Regions from separate parts of the Homo sapiens genome. Here region 1 is linked to region 2. A link is a contact called in ENCODE Hi-C or POLR2A ChIA-PET data. All regions are on one chromosome and are shown on one strand. Each heading gives the region's core, a stretch centred on a gene start or an enhancer-like site at or near the end of the contact. The rest is flanking DNA. Distances are from core to core; before and after follow the strand shown.

The links. Hi-C counts contacts between places; a loop is a spot of excess contacts on that map. ChIA-PET counts read pairs that join two places held with the same protein, here RNA polymerase II (POLR2A). Pooled maps may share reads with other maps.
Region 1: a loop to region 2 is called in a map of PC-3, with 2.6 times the contacts of the local background. The contact joins two enhancer-like sites. A Hi-C loop is called at or near these places in 2 of 168 maps with a recorded cell type or tissue (PC-3 and endothelial cell of hepatic sinusoid), 2 of 37 single-sample maps with no recorded cell type and 3 of 50 pooled maps. POLR2A ChIA-PET finds 5 or more read pairs at or near these places in 9 of 52 experiments (AG04449, BJ, HepG2 and 6 more).

Annotation. Positions count from the first base shown.
Region 1 is chr10:74,966,105-74,969,340 of GRCh38, forward strand. All of the region lies in intron 4 of KAT6B (lysine acetyltransferase 6B), which reads left to right. Among named protein-coding and RNA genes, the nearest start is that of SNORD172, 54 kb to the right of the region's middle. Within about 2 kb of position 1,952, at least 6 of the 41 ENCODE cell types and tissues checked have a DNase peak (open chromatin) inside an H3K27ac peak, as active enhancers do; they include PC-3, where a contact is called at or near this core.
Region 2 is chr10:74,922,309-74,925,396 of GRCh38, forward strand. The region is part of intron 3 of KAT6B (lysine acetyltransferase 6B); the gene reads left to right. Among named protein-coding and RNA genes, the nearest start is that of KAT6B, 97 kb to the left of the region's middle. Within about 2 kb of position 1,528, at least 9 of the 41 ENCODE cell types and tissues checked have a DNase peak (open chromatin) inside an H3K27ac peak, as active enhancers do; they include PC-3, where a contact is called at or near this core.

The DNA of each region.
Region 1 (3,236 bases), core at 702-3,201, 44 kb after region 2:
GGTCATGGCCAGGTTCTACAGGCCACCCACATTCCCCGGCTTGCAGCCCCCTCCCCATCTTGAAAGCCTGTGATAGCAGGTGGAGTCTCTCTCATGCTTTGAACCCTTCCTCCTCCTTTTGCCATTTCATTTCTAACCAAGTCCGTAAAAGGTTCTCTGCTTTTAAGGATTAATGTGATTAGATCAATCATGCCCACTCAGATAATCCAGGATAAACTCCCCATCTCTAGGTCGGTACCCCTAGTCACTTCTGCAGAGTTCTTTTTGCTACAACAGGTATAGTATGTTTACAGGTTATGGGAATTAGAGCACAGATGGCTGGGGCGCTGCTGTTGTTGTGCTTACTACAGAGCCTGTGTTTTTTCTTCCTCAGTACTTTCTCCAAAAAGCTTTTCCACTGGTTTGTAGTTCCATTGGTACTTGTTTAATTTTAAATAGTATTCCTTTGGTTTTGCTAGATAAAACTATTGTAAGCTACTAGTACTTGACAATGTATTTGTGTAAAATTGAATGAGTGAATGAATATGTATTATGGCTCTCAAATCTGATAAATTGCAAAATACAATAGTAAAACAAACTCCAGAAAGACAAAGCACCATGAAACGTGTCAACAGAGAGAACAAGAATTTTAGAGGAAATTAGCTGGACGTGGTGGGGTGTGTCAGTAGTCCCAGCACTTTGGGAGGCCAAGGCTGGTGGATTCTTGAGGCCAGGAATTCAAGACCAGCCTGGCCAACATGGCAAAACCCCATCTCTACCAAAAAAATACAAAACAATTAGCCGGGCTTGGTGATGCGTGCCTGTAGTCCCAGCTACTCGAGAGGCTGAGGTGACAGCACTGCTTGAGTCTGGGAGGCTAAGGTTGCAGTGAGCCGTGATCATGCCACCGCACTCCAGCCTGGGCAACAGAGTAAGACCCTGTCTCAAAAATAAAAAAATAGGCTGGGCGCTGTGGCTCACACCTGTAATCCCAGCACTTTGGGAGGCTGAGGCAGGTGGATCACAAGGTCAGGAGATCAAGACCATCCTGGCTAACACAGTGAAACCCTGTCTGTACTAAAAATACAAAAACAAAATTAGCCAGGCATAGTGGCGGGCGCCTCTAGTCCCAGCTACTAAGGAGGCTGAGGCGGGAGAATGTCGTGAACCTGGGAGGTGGAGCTTGCAGTGAGCCAAGATGACGCCACTGCACTCCAGCCTGGGCAACAGAGCGAGACTCCGTCTCAAAAAAAAAAAAAAAATTAAAGTGTTAGAGGAAATTGTTGAGTTTATGAAATCGCTAAACCAGAGGTAAGGAATTACTTGATCAGTAGCATTGCTTTCCTTTATCTAATTACTATAGATTGTGCAGTAGTATATCAAGACACGTTACGGTCTTTTGTGTTATTTTAAAGTTGGCCATGAGAAAATAAAATGGAAATATTTCTTCATCCCTCAGCATCCTTTACAGAATCATAGAAATTTAGAACTGTAAGGGATCTATGGCCAATTCTCTTGAGCTAAATAAAGGTAAGATTGCTGCCTAAAGGAAAGATAGGCTGAAGATTTTAGAATTTGATAGGGTAGCTTAAATAGTAGTAGTTGAGATACAGTATTGCTTAAAGTGAGAGAAACCATTAAGAGAAAGAATATTCCTTGCCCCTGATTGAAAATGGCTGAAATCCACTAATTTTCAAACTGCATAATTATTAAAAAGTCTGTCTTTCATAAGATACCTGTGAGAATAAATAGTAAGCTGTAATATGATGTGAATTACCTTAGTTACTGAATATTAAGTCACAAAGTACAAAAGCAGATTTGAATGTAGAGAAAAATTCAGTGCGTGAAATTGAGGTCATATGTGCCCATGATATATGCCTTACAGGAAGTAATAAAAAAGAGGGGGGAAGTAAGTGGTATACTTTTAAGCTGATGGGATCCATTTTAAGGGTGGAATTTAAATTGCTGTTCTTTAAAAGTTAAGTTTTTACCCTCCTCACTATATAAGGGGACAGAGGGGAGGGCTCTGATCAAAGTAGACCTCTCCCCTCCCCGCTTCAGTGTGCTTCTTAGAAGTCGACAAGCAAGCTGTCTTTGTTTGCCGTTCCTGAGCAGAAAGAGGAGATTGATACCATTTTTATCTATTCAGACTTTTTCCTTGCATTCATTTGAATGAGAGAAGCCTCATAAAAGAACAGTGTCACAGGTTAAATGCATCTGCCTGGGTGTCTCTCCTGCCTGAGGTCATAATCCTGTGACAATATTTTATTTTCTCAACATCTTAAATACAGATGTTTAGAGTTTTTTTTTTTTAACTCAGGAATAGTGTGCTTTTATTAACGGTATTGGTGATTGATTTTGAATGTTTTTACTTCAAAAAGCCAAATCTCCTGGTGGGTGGAATTTTATGAAGCACCTGTTAAGCTTTAGGGAGGAGGACCTTTTTGGCAGCAATCCAAAATACATATTTAAACAATGAGCCTGCCAAAGTCAGGAAATTATAAAACAGTTTTGAAATTGCAGAATCTGCTTTTTTTTATTACCCCTCAGGTTTCCTTTGCAGCTTGGTTGTAAGTTCTTTCACATGGGATTTACTAATGTTCTTACTATTTAAAGACCAGGTTTAAAAAAATAAAATCAAGTTTGGAGATCTCTTCGGGTTTATGTGATAAAAGACCATTAGATTTTAAACTGTACAGCCTTCCAAAGAATCTAGGCTCACGCTCCGCACACCTCTTGGAGGAATCTATTACACACTGGCTCATGGCTGGCTCCTTTGAATGGCATTGCCCCTCAGGGTCTCCAGTTTTCCTCTGTGAAGTGAGCAGTAAGACCTGGTGTGTGGAGCGCTGCTAGGTGAAAAGTGTGCCCCAAACAGGAAAATGGGGGAACCTGCTGAGGCCACACTTCTTGGTGGGTCCTGTTTAACCTGGATCTCTCAGCTTCTTAACTCTGTCTCTCAAATTCACTGTTTTCTGCTCCTGCTTCCAGAGTTTAAACTCAGTGACCCAGGGGCAAGATGGCAATGGAATATCCTCTGTCTAGCCCAGCAATGGGATGTTCTTTGTGTGCTATTGGATTTGGGTGGGGGAGGGCATCTGTAGTTATGTTAAGCAGCCTCAATTTTTTATTTAGTTATCTGTTGAGTTTTATGATTTCATCACACACAGAGAGCAGGAATTGTTTGAACTTTGGCAACTCCCCTCAGTGTGTGGCAAACCAGGACCCCCTGGGTAGATGGTGGTTGATGAAGACGG
Region 2 (3,088 bases), core at 278-2,777:
AAGCTCTAGAAAACAACTGCAAAATTGCTGTTATAAAGAAACCTGTCAAATTTAGGAAGTGCCCTCCAGGAGCCCTTCATCCCAACCAATCCTCTCCTAAAAGAAAGGAAAAAAAGAAGAAAGATGGCTAGGTAGATGGAATAGTGATCAGAAAAAAAGAACTTTTCTAGAAAAGCATACCAGTGTGCTCTTTACCAGAGCATTTTAGCAGGTAATATTTTACAAAGGACCCAGCAGATAATTGGGCAGGTTTTTTCTTTAGGAACTTAGTGTTGATGGCCTGAATTAATCTGACTAGGAATTTAGACATTTCTTCATGATATATTTTGAGTCCATAGATGATCTGATTCTAATGTGACTTCAGTTTTTAACTTACATAGCGTTAAGCAAAAGGATGTGTGTGTATGTATGTGTGTTTGTTTTACATCCTAAAGGTATTACAGGCCCCATGGTAAACTTTTTGGCTCAAGTGAATCCAGAGTTTGGTATATGTAACCTCCAGTGGTGGTTCATGAACAAACACTTCATTTCTGTAGTCATATTTTTTTTTAAAGAATAAAAGTGAGCCAGGTTTAAAACTTGTTAAGAAAATAATAGCACAGGTGATACACAGATGAAGCAAAATTGCCGTGGATGGTCTGGGAATGCCTGAGGATTGAGAAACACTGGCTGAATTATACACTGTGGCAGAAGAAATTATAGGCCCTTAGAAACAGGTAGAGGTTATTGGAAAGATTCAAGCACCTAATGTTTAGTTAGAAGGTAAGTAAGCTGGTTTCTTAAGTTCTTGTTTATTTATTGGGTGTGGGCTCAGGATAAGTTAGTTTGAAATAGATCTTAGAGAAGTAAATGCAAGACAACTTTATCAATGAGTCATGGGCAAACAATTCTATTATTAGAAGTAGTATAGAAAAGGAGTAGGAGAAGTAGAAGGGAGGAAGTCTAGTATTCATTCATTTATTTATTCATTAATTCAGCCACTATTTCTTGAGCACCTGGTGTATGTCAGGCACTGTTGTAGGCACTGGGGACACAGCAGGGAGCAAAACAGACAAGTCTCTGCCCTCATGAAATTCATTTACATCCTAATGGGAAGAGACAAATAATGTAAGTGAGTATATAGCATGTCAGCTGTGAGAAATGCTATGGAGAAAAATAAAGCAGAGTAAGGGAATTAAGGAGTGATGGGATGGGGAGGCATTGCTTTTTTAAATAGTTTGATGAGGAAAGACCTCTCTAAGAAAGTGACATTTAACTTGACTTCTGAGGGAAGTGAGGGAGCATTCCAGGCATGGAGAAGGAGTGTTCTAGATGGAGGGAACAGCAAGTGCAAAGAGCCCTTGACATGTCTGAGAAACAGATAAGAGGCCAGTGTGGCTGGCGTGGAGAGAGAGGGGAGAGTCGTCAAGTAGTAAGAGGTGAGAGCAGATGGGAGGAAGGTCTCAGCACAGGTCAGGCCTCTGGCTTTGCTGAGAGTGATGGATGCCTTTGCAGGGTTTTGAACAGAGGAGGCACATGATTTGACTTAACGTTTTAACAAGCTGTTTCCTGCTGCTGTGTTGAGAATAAGCTGTAGGCGGCACCAAGGTGGCAGCTGGGAGGGTATTGCCACAAAACAAGCAAGAGATATGATGGTTTAGGCCAGTGGTAATGGTGGAGAGTGTGAGAAGAGGACAGATTCTGGATGTATTTTGAAGTAGAGCCCGCAGAATTTGTTGATGAACTTGATGCAGAGTGTTAGAAAAAGAGAAGACTTCAAGGTTATTGGCCTGAATAACTGGAAGGATGGAGTTATCTATCACTGAGATAAACAGAGGTAACAGAAGTAAAGGGGAGAGATGGCCATGGTAGAAGGTGGATTACACCTTTAAATTTTTAAAACATATTTTTATTTAAAATAGCCCTCACTCCCTGGCCCAGTGCACACAAAGGACCTGATTTGCTTTTACCCTGAGTTTGTCACTGTAGATATCCTGGAATACTTCGTTAAAAACTATAAATAAAGTGGCCATAATACGGCTCATTTTGTTCAGATTCTAAAAAAAAATTCCTTCATAAGCAGTTGGCTTCCAAATAGCAATGCATGCTGTCAGTTTGGTGACTAATTGGGTTAGAGGTTAATAGCAAGGCAGTCCTATAAACATCAACGGGAGTGGTGTATCCAAATGAAAGCTTGCATTAGGCAACAATTCAAAGAATGAGAATGACTAAATACCATGTTACAAGCCAAGTGAATTATATTAAGAGTTTTAACTTTGAGAGAAAGGGACGTTACCCCTGAAATAACTATCTTAGTTGGATCTTCCCTACTTAATACTCATAGTTGGGTTGTAAAAATGTAAAGGTTACCATCAAAACAGCACTTCTTAACCATGAAATTGACTAACTTTGTAAAATTAGAAATTCTGTTACTTACTTCCTACTATGCTGATTGGACATTCCTTCTTTTGCCAAAAGAACAGAAAGTTGGATTTTGTGCCTTCTAGCCAAGAGAACCACACACCTCTCTCTCTGTAGACCAGCTAAATGCTTCCTACTGCTCGGTGATGAAATCAGATCATGGAATCAGTCAGTTTGCTATACTGAATTTTTTTTTTTTCAGCTGTGTTCTAATTGAACCTTTGGGGAATAAACTAATTCTTAACATCTGAAAGTTTAAAGGTCTGATACTAGAATTTATGGGGTGGTAGAGGAGACCTTTTAGTCTCTGTATCCAAACCAAAATGTAAATTTACTTTTATTTATTTTTTATTTTTTGAGAAGGAGTCTCGCTTAGGCTGGAGTGCAGTGACATGATCTCGGCTCACTGCAACCTCTGCCTCCCGGGTTCAAGCAATTCTCCCTACCTCAGCCTCCCAATTAGCTGGGATTACAGGTGCTCTTCACCACGTCTGGCTAATTTTTGTATTATTTAGTAGAGACAGGGTTTTGCCATGTTGGCCAGGCTGGTCTTGAACTCCTGACCTCACGTGATCCGCCCACCTCAGCCTCCAAAAGTGCTGGGATTACAGGCGTGAGCCACTGAGCCTGGCCAATTTCTTTTTTTATTGTGGGATAATCATTCCATACTTCTCCCTCCTCTCTAGTC